Linked DNA regions of Homo sapiens: region 1 is linked to region 2. Evidence: chromatin contacts called from ENCODE Hi-C data. All regions are on one chromosome and are shown on one strand. The core of a region is the stretch at or near the end of the contact, and the rest is flanking DNA. Distances in the headings are between cores, read along the strand shown. Region 1 holds the start of ZNF766 (zinc finger protein 766). Region 2 holds the start of ZNF677 (zinc finger protein 677).

Region 1 (6,132 bases), core at 2,337-4,836, 990 kb before region 2:
TTATTCACAACCTTGCCACACTTAATATTTCCTGTCATTTTCTTTTTTCTTTTTTCTTTTTTTTTTTGAGACAGAATCCCATTCTGTCGCCCAGGCTGGGGTGCAATGGTATGTTCTCAGCTCACTGCAACCTCTGCCTCCTGGGTTCAAGGGATTCTCCTGCCTCAGCCTCCCTAGTAGCTGGGATTACAGGCGCACGCCACCACGCCTGGCTAATTTTTGTATTTTTTGTAGAGATGGGGTTTCACCATGGTGGTCTTGAACTCCTGACCTCAGGTGATCCACCTGCCTTGGCCTCCCAAAGTATGGGATTACAGGCGTGAGCCACAGTGCCCTGCCTAATTTTTTGAATTAGCTGAAATTTTCTTTTGGCCAATATTAAGGTCACTGGTGAATATTCTATGCATGCCTTATAGGGATAAATACGAAATAAAAATGAGAGCCTGCATTCCTCCTTTGAAAATATGGCAAGGCATTTCTCTTCCTCCTCTTTTTGTCAGAATATTTACCTTAGAAAACTTGTGAGTACTTTCTCCCGAAATGTTTATTTTTAGAAACTAAATAAACCTTTTGTCAGCATAATGACCTAGGGATATCTTTCTCAAGGACTTGGGAGACATCTCTTTCAAATGTCAACATCACTAGAGATAGCACCTGTATCTCTCTGTTTCTGTGGGTTGGTAGGAGCCTATCTACAGTGGGTACCTGGCTCCATTTTGTAAAACTACCACCTGTTGTAAACATATAAGTTAGGGTTTTCCCCCCTGCTTCTGAATAAAGCTAATTGGCTAACATAGATGGTCTCCCCAATTACCATGTAAGGTCAGGATGAACAATGTATAAGCAATAGCGCAATCAAGTTTTTGAGGCTAATCAGTGCTTATCTCAAAAACCAGTCTATAATGGGTTGTATAGAAATTATTCTTTTTCCTATCTCCTAACGGATTGCCTCTATTGCGTATGATATTCCTGTTAAATGTTTATTCATCAATAAAATTGTTGGCCAGGTGCAGTGGCTCACACCTGTAATCCCACTTTGGGAGGCCGAGGTAGGAGGATCACTTGAGGTCAGGAGTTTGGGACCAGCCTGGTCAACATGGTGAAACCCTATCTCTGCTAAAAATACAAAAACTTAGCTGAGTGTGGTGGCACGCGCCTGTAATCCCAGCTACTCAGAAGGCTGAGGCAGGAGAATCACTTGAACCTGGGAGGCGGAGGTTGCAGTGAGCCGAGATTGTGCCACTGCACTCCAGCCTGGGTGACAGAGCGAGATCCTGTCAAAAAAAAACAAAAACCAAAAATGTCCATGCTGATCCCTTGAAAATTTTAGAAGCAACAAACTCCCCATATACATAATGGGTTTATAACTTTAAGCTATAATCAGCTTATCCTCTACTTTTTAGTTTCATGAAAAGCTCTGCAATCAACTCATTTCTTTGCTTCAGATCATAAAAGTCAATGCTAAAAGTTGTTTCGTGGCAACATAGCTATTTAGCAATATTGTGTAATATAGACATCTATCTTGTACAGATCCCAAAATCTATCCCAGATACTGCATCTTCAAAAAATAATGCTGACCTAGGCCACCATGGAGTGTGCCTGGAGTCCTAGCTACTTAAGTGGCTGAGGCAAGAGGATGTCTTGAGCCCAGGAGTACATATGCAGCCTGGAAAACACAGTTAGACCCTGTCTCTAAAAAATAATAATAATAATCGAAGTAAAATATGCTGATATGGGCCGGGTGCGGTGGCTCGCGCCTGTAATCCCAGTGCTTTGGGAGGCCAAGGTGGGCGGATCACGAAGTCGGGAGTTCGAGACCAGCCTGGCCAACATGGTGAAACCCCGTCTCTACTAAAAATACAAAAAATTAGCTGGGCATGGTGGCAGGCGCCTGTAATCTCAGCTACTCGGGAGGCTGAGGCAGGAGAATTGCTTGAACCCGGGAGGCAGAGGTTGCAGTGAGTGGAGGCCATGCCACAGCACACCAGCCTGGGCAACAGAGCGAGACTCCAACTGAAAAAAATAAAAATAAAAAATGCTGATATGTCATCTCGTATCCATCTTTGTGACATATCACTATATCCTCATTTTAACCTGCTAATATTTTAAATATGTTCATTTTCATATCTAAACATGATCATACTTCAAGATGGATGAAGGGATCCAAAAATAGGGATATAAGGCCGGGTGCGGTGGCTCACGCCTGTAATCCCAGCACTCTGCAGGCCAAGGTGGGCAGATGATCACCTGAGGTCAGGAGTTTGAGACCACCCTGGCCAACATGGCAAAACCCCATCTCTACTAAAAATCCAAAAATTAGCCAGGCGTGGTGGCACGCGCCTGTAATCCCAGCTACTCGAGAGCCTGAGGCAGGAGAATTGCTTGAACCCAGGAGGTGGAGGTTGCAGTGAGCTGAGATCGTGCCATTGCACTCCAGCTTGGATGACAGAGTTAGACTCTGTCTTAAGAAAAAAAAAGTTGGGGGGGTGAGATATCAGAGAAAAGCATACTTATTAGTACCTGTTAATTCAAAAATATTGCCATAAAATTATTGCCGGCAGACGTAAGGCTATTTAAAATTTGATAATCTAGTTTTACTTCTATCAGGGTTCTATAAAAGAATAATCGGCCTACCAAATACACTTAGAATTACTGCAGAGTTATTCTTTAGATCAATAAATACAATTGTCTTCTGAAGACTATTTTAAGGGCTTTGTTATCTACAGGGGCCAGTACATTGAAGAAGAGAAAACAAACAAGATTTAAGAGATTATAATTTTTAAAATAAAAAGTATGTTTACTTATTACTTTCAGAATGCACCTAAAGTGAATCTGAAATTACAGTATTTTTAGAAAATATTGACCTAAGCCTCAGCCTCCCAAGTAGCTGGGATTATAGGCGTGTGCCATCACGCCCGGCTAATTTTTGTATTTTTAGTAGAGACGGGGTTTCTCCATTTTGGTCAGGCTGGTGTCGAACTCCTGACCTCCAGTGATACGACCGCCTCGGCCTCCCAAAGTGCTGGGATTACAGGCGTGAGCAACCGTGCCCGGCCTCTATTGCTTTTTTAAAAGCAATAGCTGGTGACCTGACTTCTCACCGGCCTTAGCACTCCACGCCCCAGATGTGGCCCAGGAAACTCTTTGGAACTCTCTACTCCAGAGTGAATGGGGAATAGAAATGGAGAGGATTTCTATGCTATTCTGTGGGGCGTCAGCGTGAAATTACACATTCTGCACAGGTTGAGTTTGCATATTGTATTTTAGTTTGCATTCCTTTCACAGACAATTTAAGGGATTTTCAATTAAATTTCTAAATTTTAATTGAATTCCTTAATTTTAATTGTGGGAACTTTCCTGGATCCAAACAACAGACGTTGACCCTCCTAGTGAGATCCCAGGTCACAAACCGTGGAGCGGCTCCAGCCTGACTGGCAAGTGTGGCTTGCAAAACGCGGAAAACCGAGACACGCCCAGAGATAGGAGGAGGGAAGTGCAGGCCCCGTCCAATAAGTATTCAGGCCCCGCCCGCCACGTCGCTGGCCACGCCCCGGCCCGGCCTCTCCGTTCGCGCGCAGCCGCCTGCAGACCCGGAAGTGGATGGCGTGGAGATATGGCGCAACTGCGGCGCGTGAGTTTTCCTTTGTTTAGATTAAGTGTTCGCTTAGCGGTGCCCTCACGCTTCTGTACCCGGGATGTGGGGGGCGGTACAGACCTTGAAATCCCCGCACCGCTCTCTCCACCCCGAGTAAATTCATGCGTCCCGTCAGAGTGTTAAAATCGCCCTAGGGCTGGTTCTGTCTCCGGTCGTTCTGCCGTAGGGCTGCGTAGGCAGCTGCTTTCGCGCCGTTTTCCTGCTTAAAACCCTTCAGTGACCCCTCCGCCAGCCCCGCGCCACGTAAAGTCCCCGCCTGCGAGGCGGATCCACGCCCTCCGGGTCCCAAGCCTCGTCCTTGTCGGCCCCTGGGGCGCAGCGCCGCAGCCGCCATTCGGGAGGGGCCGCGTCCTCTGCCTGGTCTGGGGATTCTGCAGACCCCACCCCTGATCTGCCTGCCGCCGTAGTCCTCCTTGGGCCGTTCCCTTCTGTCCCCAGGCCTTTTCGCAGTCACGGCTTCTCCGGATCCTGTGTTGGGGGAGGTGGCCGGGACCTATCTCAGGGCACCCAGTGTTCTTCCGTCCCAAATTCCTCCCATTGGAAACTGTGCTCTTGAGGAGGTGGGTATTTTATTCCAGTCCCCTCCCTGTGAATGTGAAGTGAAAGAGAGATGGAGAGCGAGGTAGAGGAAACAGAAAAATTTAGAGAGAAAATAATGAGGAAGATCCATAACAAGACGGCAACGCAGAGGGAGGGTGAGAGATTTGCAAAGTGAAAGAAGCACCCCAGGAAGTAGCAGGGAGAGAAAAGCAACTCGAGAAATGTAGAGAAAAGTTCTATTTCTAGACAGATGAAGGACAGCAAGGTAGGGAGAGGGGCAGCAAAGCGGGAGGCTCCTCAGACAAAGTTGGGGAGAGGAGGAGGGATTTGGAGCCAGGGCAGACCGAGCAGCGTGGTGCTGGCACAGCAAGAGGGGGCAGCCGGTGACAAGGAGGGCAAAGGGAGAACCACCCCAGAGATCTGGGGTTGCCAGACAGTAGGGACAAGGGGGCGTGACAGAGAAGAGGGAATTTAACAGGAGGAGCACAGATGGGAGAAGAAAGAGGCAGAAATATATGGAGATTGGAGACAATCAAAAGATTGGAGAGAAAGAGCAACAAGAGGAAAAAAATTGCAAGATGGAGCAGATGAAGTGGAAAAGAAGGAATAGAGGGAAGAAGGGGAGAAACTGCGGGAGAGGAGAGGGGCTCAAAATCTCGGCTCACTGCAACCTTAGCCTCCTGAGTTCAAGCGATTCTCCTGCCTCAGCCACCCGAGTAGCTGGGACTACAGGCGCCCGCCAGCTCGCCTGGCCAATTTTGTATTTTTAGTAGAGACAGGGTTTCACCGTGTTGGCCTGACGGGTCGTGAACTCCTGAGACCTCAGGTGATCTGCCCACCTCGGCCTCCCATAGTGCTGGGATAACAGGCTTGAGCCACCTTGCCCGGCCTCCTCACATTTTATTAATTTGCTGGAATGGTTCCCAGAACTCAGAGAAAATTTTACTTAGGTTTACTATCAGTTATAAAGGTTATTACAAAGGATACAGGTGGAAGAGCCATCCTAGCAAATCAAAATAGAGGAGTGTGTTTTGGAAACCGTTAATTTTATCCATATCTGAGGTGAGGGGCAGTCTTGTGGGACTGAGTCCTTAACTGGGATCTGATTCTATCTCCAGGTAGATACTATCAAAATTGAGTTAAATTGTGGGTCATCCAGCTGGGAGTGTGCCAGAGAACTGGTCAGTATGCGGAAAAACACGTGCACATTTCCATCTCAACCAGTAAAGGGAAGAGATCTCCAACCGGCCCACCCACCTGTCTCAGGGCCTGTGATCTCTACTCAGTAGTAACTGGGAATGGTCTGTCCCTCCCCCTGGCTGTTGCTGACCCTGCGATTGTGCACCAGGTGCCAGCCCTACTCACAGTCTCAGGACAGTGTGACATCCTTCCTCTGGCATCACCAATATTTACTTCAAGGGATTACTTTGGTTAGTGCACCCACATGGAGGTATTGTCCATGAAAACACACACAGACACACTGGCTGGGTGCGATGGCTCACGCCTGTAATCCCAGCACTTTGGGAGGCCAAGGCGGGTGGATCACTTATGGCCAGGAGTTCCAGACCAGCCTGGCCAGCACGGTGAAACCCCATGTCTACTAAAAATACAAAAATTAGCTGGGTGTGGTGACACGTACCTGTATTCCCAGTTACTCCGGAGGCTGAGGCAGGAGAGTCACTTGAACCCAGGAGGTGGAGGTTGCAGTGAGCCGAGATGGAGGTTGTAGTGAGCTGAGATCATGCCACCGCACTCCAGCCTGGGTGACAAGAGTGAGACTGTCTCAAAAAAAAAAAAAAAAAAAAAGCACAGATGAAGCCTTCATTTTCTTGCCACTCCTCCATGATTAAAATAAAAAATATTCTATTAATTACATCTCTCCCTGTAGTGAGTACCCCTCTTCAACGCTCCATTTGAGAACACAGTACACTAAAATC
Region 2 (4,434 bases), core at 42-2,541:
GAGGCTAAGGCAGGAGAATCGCTTGAACCCTGGAGGCGGAGGTTGCAGTGAGCCGAGATCAAGCCACTGCACTCCAGCCTGGGTGACAGAGTGAGACTCCGTCTCAAAAAAATAAATAAATAAATAAAAGAAAGCAAAAGAAAGCATTTAAACCTCATAAGCTGAACAATACATTTAAGAGAAAATACTTTGAAAATTTTTTTTAAATCCAATAAATTATGGAATTACATTTAAGACAAGTTGAATACACGTCAAATTTAGAAAATGACACAAGCCACACACAAAAAAGGAGGGAATAATATTGTTAATGTCTGTTTGCAAAAGCAGCATACGGTGTCACAGTTTCTTCCCATTTCTTGACTCTCCTCAAGATCAGAGAAAGGGAAGAGGGTGAGCTGGAATTAACTGAGCTAAGTCAGTTAACCCTCTGGCTGAATAAGGGTTGCTTCTGATGTAATAATTAGAAAACGCAGAAGCCTCACACCGTAGTTTTGCAATTTTCATGCTCTTCTGCACAAACAATGAAGCAAATTTTAAATTAATTATAGAGCCATACATCAGTACTTCACAACTTAATGTTCCATATTAAATCAATCCACACTCACATGGATTTGGGTGCCCCCCCCTTTCTCCACCATTATGTGATTTTTTTCCCCCTCTCTATAAATGTTTCTCTTCCACCTTCTGTTTCTTTCCTTTTCTTTTTCCCATTTCGGCGTTTTCCTGTCCCTTTCTGCTCATTTGGCTTCCCTTCCTCTCCTTCTCTGACAGAGTGTTTGGCCCCATCCTGGTAGCATCCTTTTTTTCAGTCCCTGCTATTGTTTCTGATGGCTCTCTAATTTCGCGCATTTCTCCCTCTTTATCCTCCATTTCTGCTTCCCCTCTGTTCTCCCTGGAGAAGGGCGAAGGGTGTGTATCCACCCCGAGTGAGGGCTTTACCAGGGGGAGGGAAGAGGGAGTCAGAGAAGAGTTTTAAGCAGAGAAACGACGCGGTGGGCGGTCGGTGTCCACACTGACCTAAAGCAAAAAGGTCGGGGCCAGTACCCACTTCAGAACGATTTTAATCCGAAATGGACGCAGATCTCTAGACCCTCTCGGAGCGACGGGACTGGGAACGTCTTAGGGCCACGCCGCGAGAGGAATGAGCAGGTTCGGGGTTTTAACCTACAGGGCGACCCCAAAACCCGACAGCGGAGCGTGGGAACCTGTGGCCCGCGAGGCGCAGGCTTGAACCCGAAAGACGGAGACTCACCCGAGAGCGCCAGTAGCCCCGCGAGATCCGCTTCCGGGTCGGCAGGAACCTGCGCGTACGCGAGTGCACTGGGGCGGCGCAAGGGGCAAGGGCAGGGGCAGGGCGCGGACAACTGTGGGGATGGGCGGGCAAATGGCGGGGATGGGCGGGGACAATGGCGGGATGGGCGGGGACAATGGCGGGATGGGCGGGGCCTAGGGGTCGGACTGCCGGACCTCTCCTCGGCGCGTCCCAGCGACTTTTTTAGGCCTGTTTGTCGCCCAGCAGTACTCGATTCTTCACTTTTGGATTCCCTTGAATCTCTATGGTGTCCTTTGGAGCCTAGCTAAGTAAAAAATTAGAGACCTGTGGGCCCCTTATATTGGAATCGGAGCTTAAGATGGGAAAGGTTTGCTTGAAAACGTTTCTGCGAGCGATGGAGGCGCGTCCTGCGACGAGGCGGGAGGAGCGCTGGGACCTGGTGGATGGGAGAGGGCGACGGTATAAGGAAGCTCTTGGATCCAGGAACTTCTGAAATCCGGACGATTAAAATTTGTATTTAATTAAGCGAAAGCTGGAGTTGTCTGCGTAGGTGATGGAAACTGGAATGAGATGCATTTTTGTGCCTGTGCGGAGTGTACAATTTTATATTGACTTTCACTGGAACGTAATTTTTATTTCCGCTCCCCAGTCACCCAGGAGGCAGAGATGCACCATGGGCTGAGTTCCAGAGAATTTATGGGGTCAGACCCTGGGCGGTGGGGGGTGGAAGGCTGAGGCTTGGCTTTAAAAGAACGCAAAGTTCTGCTTGTATCGATCTAAATTTATTTTCCTTTATTATCCTAATGCACATTTCTTGAGATAAATTACAAATCCAAGTGCTGGATTTATTGGAGTTGGTATGTTGTGTTTTGTCTAAGTTATTAATTACTAATATACTATCGTTATTATTATTTTTATTATTATTTTGAGATGGAGTCTCTGTTTCCCAGGCTGGATTGTAATGGCGCGATCTCGGCTCACGGCAACCTACGCCTCCTGGGTCAAGCGATTTTCCTGCCTCAGCCTCCCGAGTACCTGGGACTACAGGCGTGTGCCACCATGCCTGGCTAATTTTTGCATTTTTAGTAGAGACGGGGTTTCACCACGTTAGCCAGGTTGGTCTGGGACCCCTGAGCTCATGTGATCCGCCCACCTGGGCCTCATGAAGTGCTGGGGTTATAGGCGTGAGCCACCGCTCCTGGCCTTTAGTCTGTAAAGTCTTTATTCTCAGTTATTTGGAAGAGTATTTTTAACATAATATGTGCTTGGCAATTCTCCTGGCCAACTGAATTGATTTCTCTTGGGCCCAGAGAGGAAACTTATTGACTGGAGGCTCCCCAAGAGAAGATGAGCCCATATGGGGGTATCTGAGTAAACCAAGGTCTATCCACTGTCTCTTTGGGTCTCTGTTTTCGTAACTGGGAATTACATCTGATAACAGGTGAAGGGTGAAAAAAAAATGAGAGTGCATTTTAGCATAAAAATACATATATGTTATTTACATATAAACATACACATATAAAAATTCTATTTATTTTACATATAAAAATACATATATGTATTTAAATTTTTTTTTTTTGAGACGGAGTCTCACCCGTACAGACGGGGTTTCACCGTATTAGCTACGATGTCTCGATCTTTTGACCTTGTGACCCACCCATCTTGGCCTCCCAAAGTGCTGGGATTACAGGTGTGAGCCACAGCGCCCAGCCTCTTTCTCTTTTCAATGTATTAAATGCACAAGATTCCATACTTTCAAATTCCATTTTGCAGAATTATTATATTTTCATAGGTTTCCCAAATCAAATATTAATTCAAGTTTCAGTTAGTTGTTTTAAAATAATAAATATATAGTTACATAATCTTTAAAATGATTCGTTTTCTAGCCTAAAATGCTTTATCACCTTTTATGTTTCATGTCTCATATTTTAGTGCACACTCTACCTAATGTTGTACATTAATTTCCGTGATGGGTGCCGTAGTATTTTTAGTCTTTGCAGACAGTGAAATGAGTGTTTCTGCTGGTATCTTAACATCTACTCACATTAAATACATTGGGTCATATGAAATTATTTAGTGCCTATTATAACTTATCAAGACCTATGAATATTCACTCATAAGTTATATTGATATGTAGAATAAATACTTTGACAAAAATAGGAAATTATCAAACCAAATTTATAAAGTGAACATGACAAATATTTATACATATGTAGGTGTGCGTGTATGTATGTGTGTGTGTATATGTATATATATGTGTGTATAGATATATAAAGGACACAACTAGGCAACTATTATAGCGTAGTAGTGAACACCAATGTTACTGCAACCAGGCTACTCACGTTCAAATCTTCACTCTTCTGGTATTTAAATGAGTCACCTAATCTCCTTGTGCTTAAACTCTTTTAGAGTTGGTGAAAGGAGAATAATATGAATTCCTACCTCATGGAGTTGTGAATATTAAATGTCAGAATAGGTACAGCATTTATAAAAGTCACTCATACATTGTAGGTGCTGTAAAAAGAAATACACGAAATGGGAAATTTGTTAACAATATATCTCTCTATATATTTCACTTTTAATATTCAGGGGGAAGAAATCGTCATAAGTGAAAGGTTATTTTCCATGAAAATGTGGCCCACAACTCGTGTTGCCATGCAGAACCTTCTGCTTACTCAATATTGAGTGCTGGAAAATGACAGAATGGCCTCTGTGGACCTGAAAATTGGAATGATCTTCCTATTTGTGGGCAGCAAGCCACCCAGCTGCCGAGGCAAGAGACCGAGGGCACGAGCTGTTCCAGCATAATAAAATATATAAAACAACAAGAGTTATATTAGATCTAGATCATAGACATGATTATATATGAATATCATTAATCATTAGTTGGTAGCAATTACTCTTATTCCAATATTATAATAATCCTCGCTCTATAATCATAACCTAGGAAAAGCCAGGCCATACAGAGATAGGAGCTGAGGAGACATAGTGAAAAGTGACCAGAAGACAAGAGCGCGAGCCTTCTGTTACGCCCAGACAGGGCCACCAGAGGGCTCCTTGGTCTAGGGGTAACGCCAGCGTGTGGGAAGACGCCCGTTGCCAAGTGGACCGTGGTCTAGCGGTAGCGTTAGTGTCAGGGAAAAACACCCGCTATTTAGCAG

The links. A loop is a pair of places that touch in the nucleus more often than their neighbours do. Pooled maps may share reads with other maps.
Region 1: a pooled map shows a loop between it and region 2 (6-fold over the local background). The contact joins the promoter of ZNF766 here to the promoter of ZNF677 in region 2. A Hi-C loop is called at or near these places in 4 of 50 pooled maps.

The regions. Positions count from the first base shown.
Region 1 is chr19:52,266,001-52,272,132 of GRCh38, forward strand. ZNF766 (zinc finger protein 766) reads left to right here and starts at 3,587. Exons shown (of 4, transcript NM_001010851.3): 1 at 3,587-3,631. The coding sequence starts at 3,614. It overlaps LOC124904763 (a long non-coding RNA gene), which reads right to left. Exons shown (of 4, transcript XR_007067331.1): 3 at 5,835-5,973; 4 at 3,244-4,241. RefSeq lists enhancers at 3,328-3,873, 3,796-4,090, 4,524-4,593 and a silencer at 3,384-3,613.
Region 2 is chr19:53,253,582-53,258,015 of GRCh38, forward strand. It overlaps ZNF677 (zinc finger protein 677), which reads right to left and starts at 1,292. Exons shown (of 5, transcript NM_182609.4): 1 at 1,253-1,292.